4 separate regions of the Homo sapiens genome follow, and all the other regions are linked to region 2. A link is a contact called in ENCODE Hi-C or POLR2A ChIA-PET data. All regions are on one chromosome and are shown on one strand. Each heading gives the region's core, a stretch centred on a gene start or an enhancer-like site at or near the end of the contact. The rest is flanking DNA. Distances are from core to core; before and after follow the strand shown. Region 1 holds the start of TNXB (tenascin XB). Region 2 holds the start of ZBTB12 (zinc finger and BTB domain containing 12). Region 3 holds the start of CYP21A2 (cytochrome P450 family 21 subfamily A member 2). Region 4 holds the start of LY6G5C (lymphocyte antigen 6 family member G5C).

The links. A loop is a pair of places that touch in the nucleus more often than their neighbours do. ChIA-PET counts read pairs that join two places held with the same protein, here RNA polymerase II (POLR2A). Pooled maps may share reads with other maps.
Region 1: a map of PC-3 shows a loop between it and region 2 (3-fold over the local background). The contact joins the promoter of TNXB here to the promoter of ZBTB12 in region 2. A Hi-C loop is called at or near these places in 6 of 168 maps with a recorded cell type or tissue (Caco-2, IMR-90, K562 and 3 more) and 13 of 50 pooled maps. POLR2A ChIA-PET finds 5 or more read pairs at or near these places in 3 of 52 experiments (PC-3, activated B cell and activated CD4-positive, alpha-beta T cell).
Region 3: a pooled map shows a loop between it and region 2 (2.1-fold over the local background). The contact joins the promoter of CYP21A2 here to the promoter of ZBTB12 in region 2. A Hi-C loop is called at or near these places in 1 of 50 pooled maps. POLR2A ChIA-PET finds 5 or more read pairs at or near these places in 3 of 52 experiments (PC-9, Panc1 and naive thymus-derived CD4-positive, alpha-beta T cell).
Region 4: a loop to region 2 is called in a map of PC-9, with 4 times the contacts of the local background. The contact joins the promoter of LY6G5C here to the promoter of ZBTB12 in region 2. A Hi-C loop is called at or near these places in 5 of 168 maps with a recorded cell type or tissue (OCI-LY7, PC-9, aorta and 2 more), 1 of 37 single-sample maps with no recorded cell type and 9 of 50 pooled maps. POLR2A ChIA-PET finds 5 or more read pairs at or near these places in 4 of 52 experiments (CD8-positive, alpha-beta memory T cell, GM12878, MCF 10A and 1 more).

What each region holds. Positions count from the first base shown.
Region 1 is chr6:32,107,911-32,110,610 of GRCh38, reverse strand. TNXB (tenascin XB) reads left to right here and starts at 1,273. Exons shown (of 44, transcript NM_001365276.2): 1 at 1,273-1,430.
Region 2 is chr6:31,900,796-31,903,495 of GRCh38, reverse strand. It overlaps ZBTB12 (zinc finger and BTB domain containing 12), which reads left to right and starts at 1,410. Exons shown (of 2, transcript NM_181842.3): 1 at 1,410-1,659; 2 at 2,171-2,700. The coding sequence starts at 2,191. It also overlaps a transcript of C2 not described here.
Region 3 is chr6:32,036,965-32,039,664 of GRCh38, reverse strand. CYP21A2 (cytochrome P450 family 21 subfamily A member 2) reads right to left here and starts at 1,250. Exons shown (of 10, transcript NM_000500.9): 1 at 1,041-1,250; 2 at 854-943; 3 at 417-571; 4 at 208-309; 5 at 18-119. The coding sequence starts at 1,242. RefSeq lists an enhancer at 1,349-1,382 and promoters at 1,259-2,700, 1,227-2,700, 1,227-2,700.
Region 4 is chr6:31,679,709-31,682,408 of GRCh38, reverse strand. It overlaps LY6G5C (lymphocyte antigen 6 family member G5C), which reads left to right and starts at 1,342. Exons shown (of 3, transcript NM_025262.4): 1 at 1,342-2,156. The coding sequence starts at 2,036. RefSeq lists a silencer at 2,089-2,296.

The DNA.
Region 1 (2,700 bases), core at 24-2,523, 210 kb before region 2:
AAGTTACACCTCAGTGGTGAGGTCTGTAGCAGGATAGAGAGACCCAGTCCTCACTGTGAAGCTGGGGGTAGTGGGTTCCCACTCAGCTGGGATATTTCTCCTCTGTAGCAAAGTCTCTTTTTCAGCTCCTTGTCAGGGCAGCACATGGGGAGATGAAGCTAGGGAAACACCCAACAGACTTATGTGGGGTGTGTCTGTCTCCCTGTCCCCCCTGTCCTCTGGCTGTCAGTCTTCTGCCTGGGACCAGAGACAGCGTGTCCGTTTCCTCCAGCCCCTACCTCTCCCCGCCTCTGTTCCTGCTCCCCCGCAGCACCCAGGCACCAGCCCCCCACCCTGCTTTCCACCACTTCACCCTCTATTCAGGTGACCCACCCTTATATTTGCCTCCTGTCTCTAGCCCTTTCTTCAACCCTAAACCTTCCTCCTAACCTTCAGGCTTTCCTTCCTTGTCCGCCCCAACCCCAGCTTCCTCCCCAAGGCTTGTATGTCCCAGTGTTCACCCAAGCCCTTGCCCTGCCAGTGCCCAAGCCTCACCTGCTCTTTCTCTAGGGACTTGCTGAGGTAGGAGAATGCAAAGGGGGCAGTGACAGGAGAGGGACTGAACAGAACAGACAGCAGGAGTGGCTCGGGGACGGGATAAGCCGAGAAGATAGAAATGGTGGGACTGGAGCAGGGTGGGGACTTGGGGTCCCAGAGACGGTCCCAGTTGGAGAAAGAGGTTGCCTCTTGCCTCCTGCCCTCTGCCCCTGCTCCCTGCCCCAGACTGCCAGGGGAGAACTGGTGAGAGGATGAGGGAGCCAGCACTGGGTGATAGACATGGGGTGCGATCCAGAGATCCAAGCTAGAGCAGTGGCTGGGAAGAGATGGGAGAGGAGCATGGGGGAGGGAGGGGAAGGGGGCTGGCCATGAGGAAGGATATAGGCTGAGAGGAAACCACTGGGGTCAGAGAGGAGGGGCAGCAGGTGGAGAAATGGTGGGGAAAAAAGAAATGGCAGGAAGGGTGGGGGGTGTCAAGTTGGGCAAAAATTAGGGTGAGCTAAAAATGGCATAGGGAAAGGACGTGGGAGGTAAGACCGGGGCTGGGGGTTGAGATGAGGGTATGGTGAGACAGTGATGCTAGACAGGGAGTGGGGGCTGGGGTGGGGGCAGGAGAAGAGGAGGGGTGGCATGTGGGAGGGCCTGGGAGGGGTGGGAGGACCTGCCCTATCTCCGCTCCCCTCCCTGACCTCATCCTGGTCCTCCCCTTCTCCTCCCCTGCTCGCTGCAGACTCCCTCCTCACTGTCGCTGCCGAGATCCACAGTCGGTTGTGGCTCAGCCCCTGTTGCAGGGGACAAGTGAGGGAGACTTCCCTGTCCTGCCCTGAGACGCCGCCCTCCCGGGGTTGGGGACAGAGCAGGTGCAGAGGCACTGCAGCTGCTCGGTTGCCCAGGTAAGGAACAGAGTTCTGGGGAGACCCAGAAGGAGAGGCAAGGGATTTCTCGCCTATCCCCATGCCCCAGGTGAAGGTGTGGCAGGTGAGCTCTCAGCAGTGCTTCCAGAGCAAGGACTTCTGTTCAGGACAGAGGACATAGGAGCATTCGCTGGGAACCAGGCTCCCTGTGAAGGAGTGTCTGGGAGGAGAGGGTGGTATGTGTGTGTTGGGGTGGGCAGTATGTGTCAGGGTTTGGATGGGATGCAGACAACTGAGAGGGGCTGGGAACAAACCGAGGGACTCCGGGAGTCAGATGGTGGAACCAGGGTAGAGGTGGTTATTGGTGAGGTGAGCCCCTGGGCCCTGGAGGTGCTGGGGCTAGCGGGAAGATAGGACTAGGCTGAACTGGTGGCCAGCTGAACCTTGGAAGGAAAGTGCTTGCGGAATCCCAAATGTCGGGCTAGAGCAGCTGAGCCCAGGCTCTGGGGGCTCCAGGCTCCAGGAGGTGCCAGAGGGTGCTTCTTTGGGCATCCAAATGGGGACTCCCTAGGTGGCAGCGTGAGAGTTGCAGGGAGGGAGGTCTGGGAGATCTCTTTAGGAAATACTGAAATGGGACAGTCAGGACTCGGGTCTGGGACGTGCACAGAGCCTGCAGAGAGGATCCTAAAACTTGTTCTTGGCCAGAGCTCTGCACTCATGACTCACGGTTCAGCAGGGCTGGGATGGCTGAGAGATGCCTCTGGGGGCACAGGGGCTCCGTCTTCACTCTGTGCCCCTTCCAGGCTCCCCTTGCCTCTGTCTGTCTGAACCCGCACTCTCCCTCACCTCGCCGCCCCCGCCCCCCACCACCAGTACACGTGACACGCCCCGGGTGGGAAGGGCGGGCCCCTTATCTCGCCTGGAAAGAATTTAATGGCATAGAAACAACTGGAAGTGGAACTGAGAGGAACTACTGGGAAGCAACTCGGAAACACCACAGCTGCTGCCTGCCCTGCCCCTGCTTCCCGCATCTCCAGCCCCTCCTCTTTTCCCTGACCCTGCCTTCAAGTCCCTGGGGACCCAGCACCTCAATTCCTCAAACTTCCTTTGCTCACTCCAGACCTAGCCACTAGGTGCAGGACCAGAAACTGCCTTCCTGTCTCTCATTGCACCCCTAACCATTTTCAGCTGGGGCCTGGAAATCCTTTCTCTTAATTTTTCCATTCCCAGGCCGATTAGCTCCCCAGAATAAGGGGTATCTGGATTCCCCAACCTACCCCTCCCTGACACCTCCTTCCTACCTGGTTCC
Region 2 (2,700 bases), core at 161-2,660:
ACCACGTCCAGCTAATTTTTGTATATTTAGTAGAGTCAGGGTTTCACCATGTTGGCCAGGCTGGTCTCGAACTCCTGACCTCAGGTGATCCACCTGCCTCGGCCTCCCACAGTGCTGGGATTACAGGCGTGAGCCACCACACCCTCCCTATTGCATGATTTTTATTTGCAAAACAAAACCCACAACATAATTCCTGCAACCAAGAAGTTTATAGTCTAATGGGGAAACCAGATATTGAACACATAATAAGAAACTTCATCAGAATTGAAATGTATGGAAAACGCACTAGTCTCCTGAAGGACGTAAAAAAGAAATCCAATTGGCAGGAAACAGTGGCATCTTCACGCGGACTTGGATAGGTGGGGAAGTGGGTGTAGGTACGAGGAAGTGGAAGGGAAGGCACCAGCCTTCAAGACGCTCCTAAGTGCTGTCGCTGAAGCTGTGGAGACTATAACTTAGTCTGAGAGAGACAAGAGAAAGAGAAGGCCCGGGCGCAGTGTTGAAGGGAAGTTTTGTTTAGAGCTGGACCTTGTCAGTCTGGAGGAGAGGTGAGGAATAAGGGGGACGGAGCGGTGGAAGATTAGAGTAGAATCATACTAACATAATAAATCACATCATTAAAATTAGTCCTAGGGTTAATTATATACTAAAGGTGAAATGGGCAAGGTCATCGATAGCACAAGCGGAGGGCGACTGCCTTGGCAAGAAGTTGGGATCAATCCTGAGAATGGAGGGGAGGGCGGGTGTGATTTTAAAGGACTGACATGGAGTGGAGGAAAGTTGAGGGCACTGGATCGTCTGGCTTTGTGGAAAGTGAAATCATATTTCAGGCCTGAAGGGCTGAGGCGGTTACTAGCTTTACAAGAGTTGGAAAAGCCTGGGAATGTGTCTGGAGCAACTGTGAGCACACTCAGCAGAGGAGGCAGGCGTGGGTAATAGCTACCAACAGCTCTGTTAGCCACGGGGCGGATGGGGCCCTGAGAGGTGCCACGGATGCACCCAGGGCAGCGCTCGGCACAGCTGGACCGGAGACGCACCACCCCTGGGAGCAGGTGGCAGCGCCCGCAGCCGAGAGAACGGGTGCGCGCGCGCGCTGCGGGATGCGGCGCGGGCGGGGCGCGGGGACGCGGAGCGAGTAGCGCCATGGGCAGCCGGGATTGGGGGGCGGGCCCGAGTGAGCGGGCCTCCGCGCGGCACTTGGCACGCACGCGCAAACTGGCCGCGGGGCTTGGAGGTACAGAGGAGGGGGAGCGAGAAAGAGGGGGGTGTGGAACGTATTTCCGCTCTGGCGGACAAATAATCCCGGCCAAAGAGGAGGCAAGGCCGTCCGGCCCTTTAACCGCGTGGGGGTGCTGGTGAAGAAAGGGGGGTCGGGAAGGGGGGATCCTGCTCCTTTAATTCCCTCCCCTCTTCCTCCTCCCCGAGTCCTAGCCGACGCCGCCGCCGCCGCGCGCGCGGGGCCTGGAACACACGGCACGAGCCGCCCCCGCCCCTCCCCCCTTACGCCCACGCGGAGCCGGCCCCGCGCGCGCGCGCGTCCCGTGCATCCCCGCGCCTGCGCGCTGCCCAGGCCCTGCCCGTGTGTGGGGGTCGCTGCCGGCCCCGGGGGGGGGTGGGGAAAATAAGGGATTAAAAAAACAGCGCGCGGAACCGGGCCAGGTGAGAGGAGCGTGCACTCAGGGTCGTGGGGCTGGGGGGGCGTGCCACGGAGCTCTGAGCGTGGGGGCAGGGCGTGCACGGTGCGTGCTGGCGGCGGGGGGGAGGACGTGAAAAGCGCGTGCAAACGTGTAAGGGGGGGGCGGAGGAATGAGGCAGCCGGTAAAGGGGGCGGGGTGAGAAGAGCCTGCAACCGGGGCCACCTTGGAGTCCAGAGCCCCAGGCCTCTGGCCCCCCTTTTTCTCCGTCCTTCCACCGTGGGCGCGCGGGCTCGCCCCATCCTAGCGGGCTGCTGGGCTGGGGGGTGTGGACGCCGCTGCCCCGCCCCCGAGAACCACGCCTCCCTCCTCTCAGAGGGACAGCACCTCCCCAGGGTTGGGGAAACTGAGGAAGAAATCTGAAGACCGGGAGATCGGATGCCGGGGGGCTGGGCAAGAATGGGGGCGAGGGTCCTGGAGCCTTGGCTTCGGAGAGCCAGAGACCTTTGTCTCTGACCGGTTTCCTTCCCAACCAGGGTTGCCCACCCCCGCCACAATGGCCTCTGGGGTGGAAGTCCTGCGCTTCCAGCTGCCCGGCCACGAGGCCGCAACGCTACGGAACATGAACCAGCTCCGGGCAGAGGAGCGGTTCTGCGACGTGACCATTGTGGCCGACAGCCTCAAGTTTCGAGGCCACAAGGTCATCTTGGCCGCCTGCTCACCCTTCCTGCGGGACCAGTTCCTGCTGAACCCCAGCTCGGAGCTGCAGGTCTCCCTGATGCACAGTGCACGCATCGTGGCCGACTTGCTCCTCTCCTGCTACACGGGCGCCTTGGAATTCGCTGTTAGGGACATCGTCAACTACCTTACAGCCGCCTCCTACCTGCAGATGGAGCACGTGGTGGAGAAATGCCGGAATGCCCTCAGCCAGTTCATTGAGCCCAAAATAGGCCTCAAAGAGGATGGGGTCAGTGAGGCTAGCCTTGTGAGCAGCATCAGCGCCACCAAGTCCCTCCTCCCTCCAGCCAGGACCCCAAAGCCAGCCCCGAAGCCCCCACCCCCACCT
Region 3 (2,700 bases), core at 1-2,500, 140 kb before region 2:
AGGCTCCAGGTCCTCACCCTGAGAAAGGGAATCACGTCCACAATTTGGATGGACCAGTGGCTCCAGGTTTTTAACACCTCCTGGATACATTTGTAATAGGCAGGCATTAAGTTGTCGTCCTGCCAGAAAAGGAGGGAGTACTTTCAGTTCAGGACAAGGAGAGGCTCAGGGAGGGGCTGGGGGTGGGCCTGAGGGGCTGTGAGGCACCTTGATCTTGTCTCCGAAGGTGAGGTAACAGATGATGCTGCAGGTGAGGAGAGAGAATTCCTCCTCAATGGCCACAGGGGTGCCGGGCTGGGCTCTCATGCGCTGTGGAGAAACAGTGTGAGTTCAGCAGGCCGCTGTGCAGCGGGCAGGGCGGGGGCTACTGTGAGAGGCGAGGCTGACCCGAGGTGGCCTCAGGAGCCCAGCCTTACCTCACAGAACTCCTGGGTCAGCTGCTCCACCACTGGCTCCATGGAGTCACGGATGCCCAGCAGCAGGGCTGAGCGGGTGAGCTTCTTGTGGGCTTTCCAGAGCAGGGAGTAGTCTCCCAAGGACAGGTCCGGGTAGTTCCTAGACACCAGCTTGTCTGCAGGAGGAGGTGGGGGCTGGAGGGTGGGAACTGATGAAGGCAGCTGAGGGCCTGACCTTCTTCGGCCTCCCCAACCCCTGCTTTCTCCCCACCAGATATGCCCCCCCAAGAGCTTCCAGGGACCTGGATTGGGGATGCCCCAAAGGTGGCTCACACTTGAGGCTGAGGTGGGAGGATCATTTGAGACTAGGAATTTAAGACCAGCCTGGGCAGCATAGCAAGAACCCATCTCTTAAAAAAAAATTTTTTTAAGAAAGAAAAAATGCCCCCGGCCCTTACAGGTAAGTGGCTCAGGTCTGCCAGCAAAGTCTGCCCACTTTTTGACCATGGCTTCCTCAATGGTCCTCTTGGAGTTCAGCACCACCACATCTGGGAGACAGCCAAAGCAGCGTCAGCGGAGAGAGGACCCTCTCCGTCACCTCCGCCCCCTCCTATGGTGAGGGCCAGAGCGAGATCAGCCTCTCACCTTGCAGCCCAAGGTGGAGCCTGTAGATGGGCCCGAATTTCTGAGTCAGGCCAAGCAGATAGATGGGGAGGTCGGGCTGCAGCAGGTGCAAGAAGCCCGGGGCAAGAGGCGGGAGGTGGAGGCTCCGGAGCTTCCACCAGTTCCACAGCAGGCGGGCGCCAGCCAGCAGGGGCAGCAGCAGCAGCAGGCCCAGGAGCAGCATGGCGAGACGCCCGTCAGGGCCCTGAGGTGCCACTTATAGCTCAAGAGCCCCAGCCATCCCTCCTGCTGTGTAGACTGTTTTGGGGCCTCCCTTGACCCCACCTTCAGGTACCCTCCCACCGACCCGCCCACAGAGTGGCCCTTTTCTGGAATGACACCAGTCTCATTGGCCTTGGGACGTCCGTATTTCAAAAAAATTGATCACCCATCAAGAAGCAAGGAAGGGAAATGCAACCCTGACCTTTTTCCTGCATCCAGAGTCAGCTTTCTGGTTCCACATCAACTGTGCAGGCAATAGTGTCCGCCCCCACCTGGGCCCTCTCCCTCTGCCACCCCACCGTGGGCCAGTTTACTGGCATGATGTTTGTCTCAGAGAGAAAATGGCAGTCCCTGCCTAATAGGCCTTCCTGAATCGCCTGAAGAACAAAATGTGATTTGTGTGGGTTGTTTGTTAGTTTAAGCTACAGATAGAGTAATACAGTTTAAGCCTGGTTTGCCTGGGGCATTCCAGTATATACAGGTATCCCAGTGTGATTGTTATTAGTGCCTCCTTTCACTCACAAAAGTGCCCAGAAGACAAAGGAGGAAGTGGTTTCCCGCTGCGGAGTAATAGCATGTACCAGACACTGCTCTAAGTGCTTTGTGGGCACTCACTCAACTCTTCACAGCCATGCTCTATATGCAACACGGGTATTGTTCGCATGTTGTGGAGGGCAGGATTCCAGCCTGGAAATCTAGCTGTCGAATATGTACCTTTAGCCACCAGGAGCACCTTTCTTTGGTTGAAAGGAAAACAGCCCACCTTGAGCTGGTTTGAGATAAAAAATAAGAATTGGGGAATTTCACAGAACTCAGGAAAAAGAAGCAGAGGAGGGGACCCCACTGGTCTTAGAAAGTCAAGGATAGGGAACAGAAAAAGCCCCGGAGACGGGCGGTTTCCTCGCTCTGTTCCTCTCTCCTCTTTCTTCTCTCTGCAGTCAAGTTTCTTGTGTTTCCAGGCACAGGCAGAACATGACTGCCCTCAGGACTACAGTCCACAGGTTCTACTCCAGCCAGGGAAAGTATGGATTCCCAGCACAACTGGGCATGCCCCCCTCAAAGTCCAAAGTCCCCAGGAAGGGGCTGGATAGCCACAGCTGGATCAGGATCAAGGGTCCAGCCCTATTTGGGGAACTGAAGCCATAAGGGGTGGGGGTCCCACTGGACTGACACTCAGAGACCACTTTTGTGGGTAAGGAGGCAGTTTGGGGATTTGGGAAGAGGCCATGCCAAAGAGGAGTGGCCGGGTTCAGTGAGAGGCCAGGGCCTCCTGGATGGTACCTGAGAGGTCAGAGGCGACCCAGCCCCATACCTTCCCCCCCATTTCTGGCTCTGTGCCAGACCCTCGGACCAGTGGGGGTCTCTCTCCCCTCAGAGCTTTTCCAGACTGTGCTACTGCAGAGCCAGAGTCAAGACCCTG
Region 4 (2,700 bases), core at 93-2,592, 220 kb after region 2:
CTTTTCTCTAATACAATTTATTTTGTGTTATTATTTCTTTAAGACAGAGTCTCACTCTGTCGCCCAGGCTGGAGTGCAGTGGTGCGATCTCGGCTCACTGCAACCTCTGCCTCCCAGGTTCAAGAGATTCTCCTGCCTCAGCCTCCCGAGTAGCCAGGACTACAGGCGTGCGCCACCACACCTGGCTAATGTTTTTGTATTTTTTGATAGAGACGGGGTTTCACCATGTTGCTCAGGCTGGTTGCGAACTCCTGACCTCGAATGATCCCCCACCTTGGCCTCCCAAAGTGCTGGGATTACAGGCATGAGCCGCCACGCCCGGCTAATTTTTGGTATTTGTAGTAGAAACGGGGTTTCACCATGTTAGCCAGGCTGGGTGCGAACTCCTGACCTCAGGTAGTCCACCCGCCTTGGCCTCCCAAAGTGCTGGGATTACAGGCGTGAGCCACCGCAGTCCGGCCCTAATATAGTTTTTAAATTCATTCATTCCAAGGCTTTTGGGAGGCGCTCAGTGGCGTGCAGTTTCCTCTCGAATTTCTTTCTTCCCGCAGTCTTTCTGGGCGGGCGTCTCCCGTCTGTTTCTTCCCATCTTCCCCCTTATCATCCTGGGACTGGATAATTCTTGAATAGTCTGGGAGGTAGCAGGGAACCCGAGTTCGGAGCCTCGACCAGAACCTCCAGACGGGAAATTGGAGCAGGTGGTGTCGTTCCAGGACGCTGAGGACCACCTCCTCCCCTAACGCACAGCCCAACGATCCTAAAAGTAAAAACCCTGAGTTTCTGAGTCAAGACTGAGCTGGTGGGGTGGGGACCGAGTAGGCGTGGATGGGGAGCCCAGCGGGTCCCCAGCGGAGAAAATGGGTGAGACGCCTGGGGCCGCGGTCTCCAGAATTCGCCTGGGAGGGAGAGTGGCGCTACGGCGCCGCCTTCCTGGGGAGCCGCTTCGGGCTCCGGATGTCCGCTGGGGCCCGACGCTTGGGTCCCGACGCGCGGTTCGCACTTTCCAGGTTTCTTCCCCAGGGAACAGAGCTTGAGCGGGGGGCCACCCCCCCGTCCTACCGGAGTTCTGAGGTGCGGTCAGGCGCGGAGAGCGGACGCCCAGCGCCAGATTCTGTGGGCTCCGGAGTTCAGGCCCACTGAGCCGCAGCTGAGCACAGGCGGGGCAGGAAAAAGGATGAGGTGAGGGAAGGCGCTGGGTTCCTGGAACCCCAAGGGAGCACTGAGCTGAGTACGTATCGCTTGGGATCCAGGTGTCCTTGTTTTAGGATGTCTGACAGGTGTCCCCAGGGTATGAGAAGTGGGACTGGGCACCCCCTATTTGCTTTTTTTTTTTTTTTTTTGAGACAGACCACATGTTTCCTATCTTGGAAAATGGTACCACTTCCTTGTGCAAGCCTACCCCTGTTCCCTCACCCCTCGTTCAGTCCAACAGCAAATCTGTCCAGTCTTCTAACTGTATCTCAGGTTCATTAGCCCCGCTTCCTCGTCCCTGCTCGTCTTCTGCCGGACCAGTCCGCCATCTTGTGACCGGACTCGGGAATAGCGTCCTACTTCCCGGCGGCCTCCACTCTTGACCCAAATGCAATGTGCAGCCATGGCAATCTTTTATAAACAGAAATCCGATCAAGTTACTCCTCTGCCGAAATCCCTCTGGTCAGTGGTTTAACTGTCGAGGTGCTCCTGGCAGCACTCTGCCCTCCCCACATCATTGCTGGTGGACTTGTCTCCCCTACTAGACTGTGCCCTGTGAGGGTGGAGACTTTGTGCAGGGTTGTATCCCCAGCATCTGATGCAGTGATTCAATAAACATCTGTCCAATTAATAGGAAAGACAGTTCCTTTTCTCATTCCCCTATTGCTGGTCCCCTGCCCTCAAGCAGGATGTTATGCCCCAGAGTGGCTGTGGGTGCGAACATTCTGCCCCTCTGGCTGGTCTGGCACTGATTTCCACCCTGAGCTGGTGTTGCCTCTCTCCTTCCTCTTGGCCAACCTCTCTTCCACCAATATAAGCCCAAACTGGAGGCCAGCAGGCAGTCATGCGTTTTATGGCAGGCCCTGCAGGGAGCCAGAGTCTGGGTCCCCTGTGCTTCCACAGCAGCCCCCAAGCCCTCTACACGGTCCTCTTAATAGTGCTGGTCATGATGAGCTTGGTGTTTGGTAAGTGGCTCCAAGGGTTCAGAAGGGTCTCCTGGCCTGGATGGAGAAACCCACAGACACCAAGTGTCTGGGTACACCTGTCCAGGATGCTCAGGTAAACCCATGCAGGAGGAGAGATGGGACAGATGGGTTTGGTAGGGAATGCCTGCTCATGGACTGATGTGCAATCTGAAGATTTTTAAAAATTTATTATTATTATTATTTTTGAGATGGAGTCTCGCTCTGTATCCCAGGCCGGAGTGCAGTGGCGAGATCTCGGCTCACTGCAACCTCCACCTCCCGGGTTCAAGCGATTCTCATGCCTCAGCCTCCCGAATAACTGGGATTACAGGCATAAGCCACCAAGCCCAGCTAATTTTTGTATATTTAGTAGAGACGGGGTTTCACCATGTTGGCCAGGCTGGTCTCGAACTCCTGACCTCAGGTACCTGCCCGCCTTGGCCTCCCAAAGTGCTGGGATTACAGGCGTGAGCCACCGCACCCAGCCTCTGAAGGAGATTTCTAGTGACCACCCCAGGGCTGTCTCACTTCACAGCAGTGACCT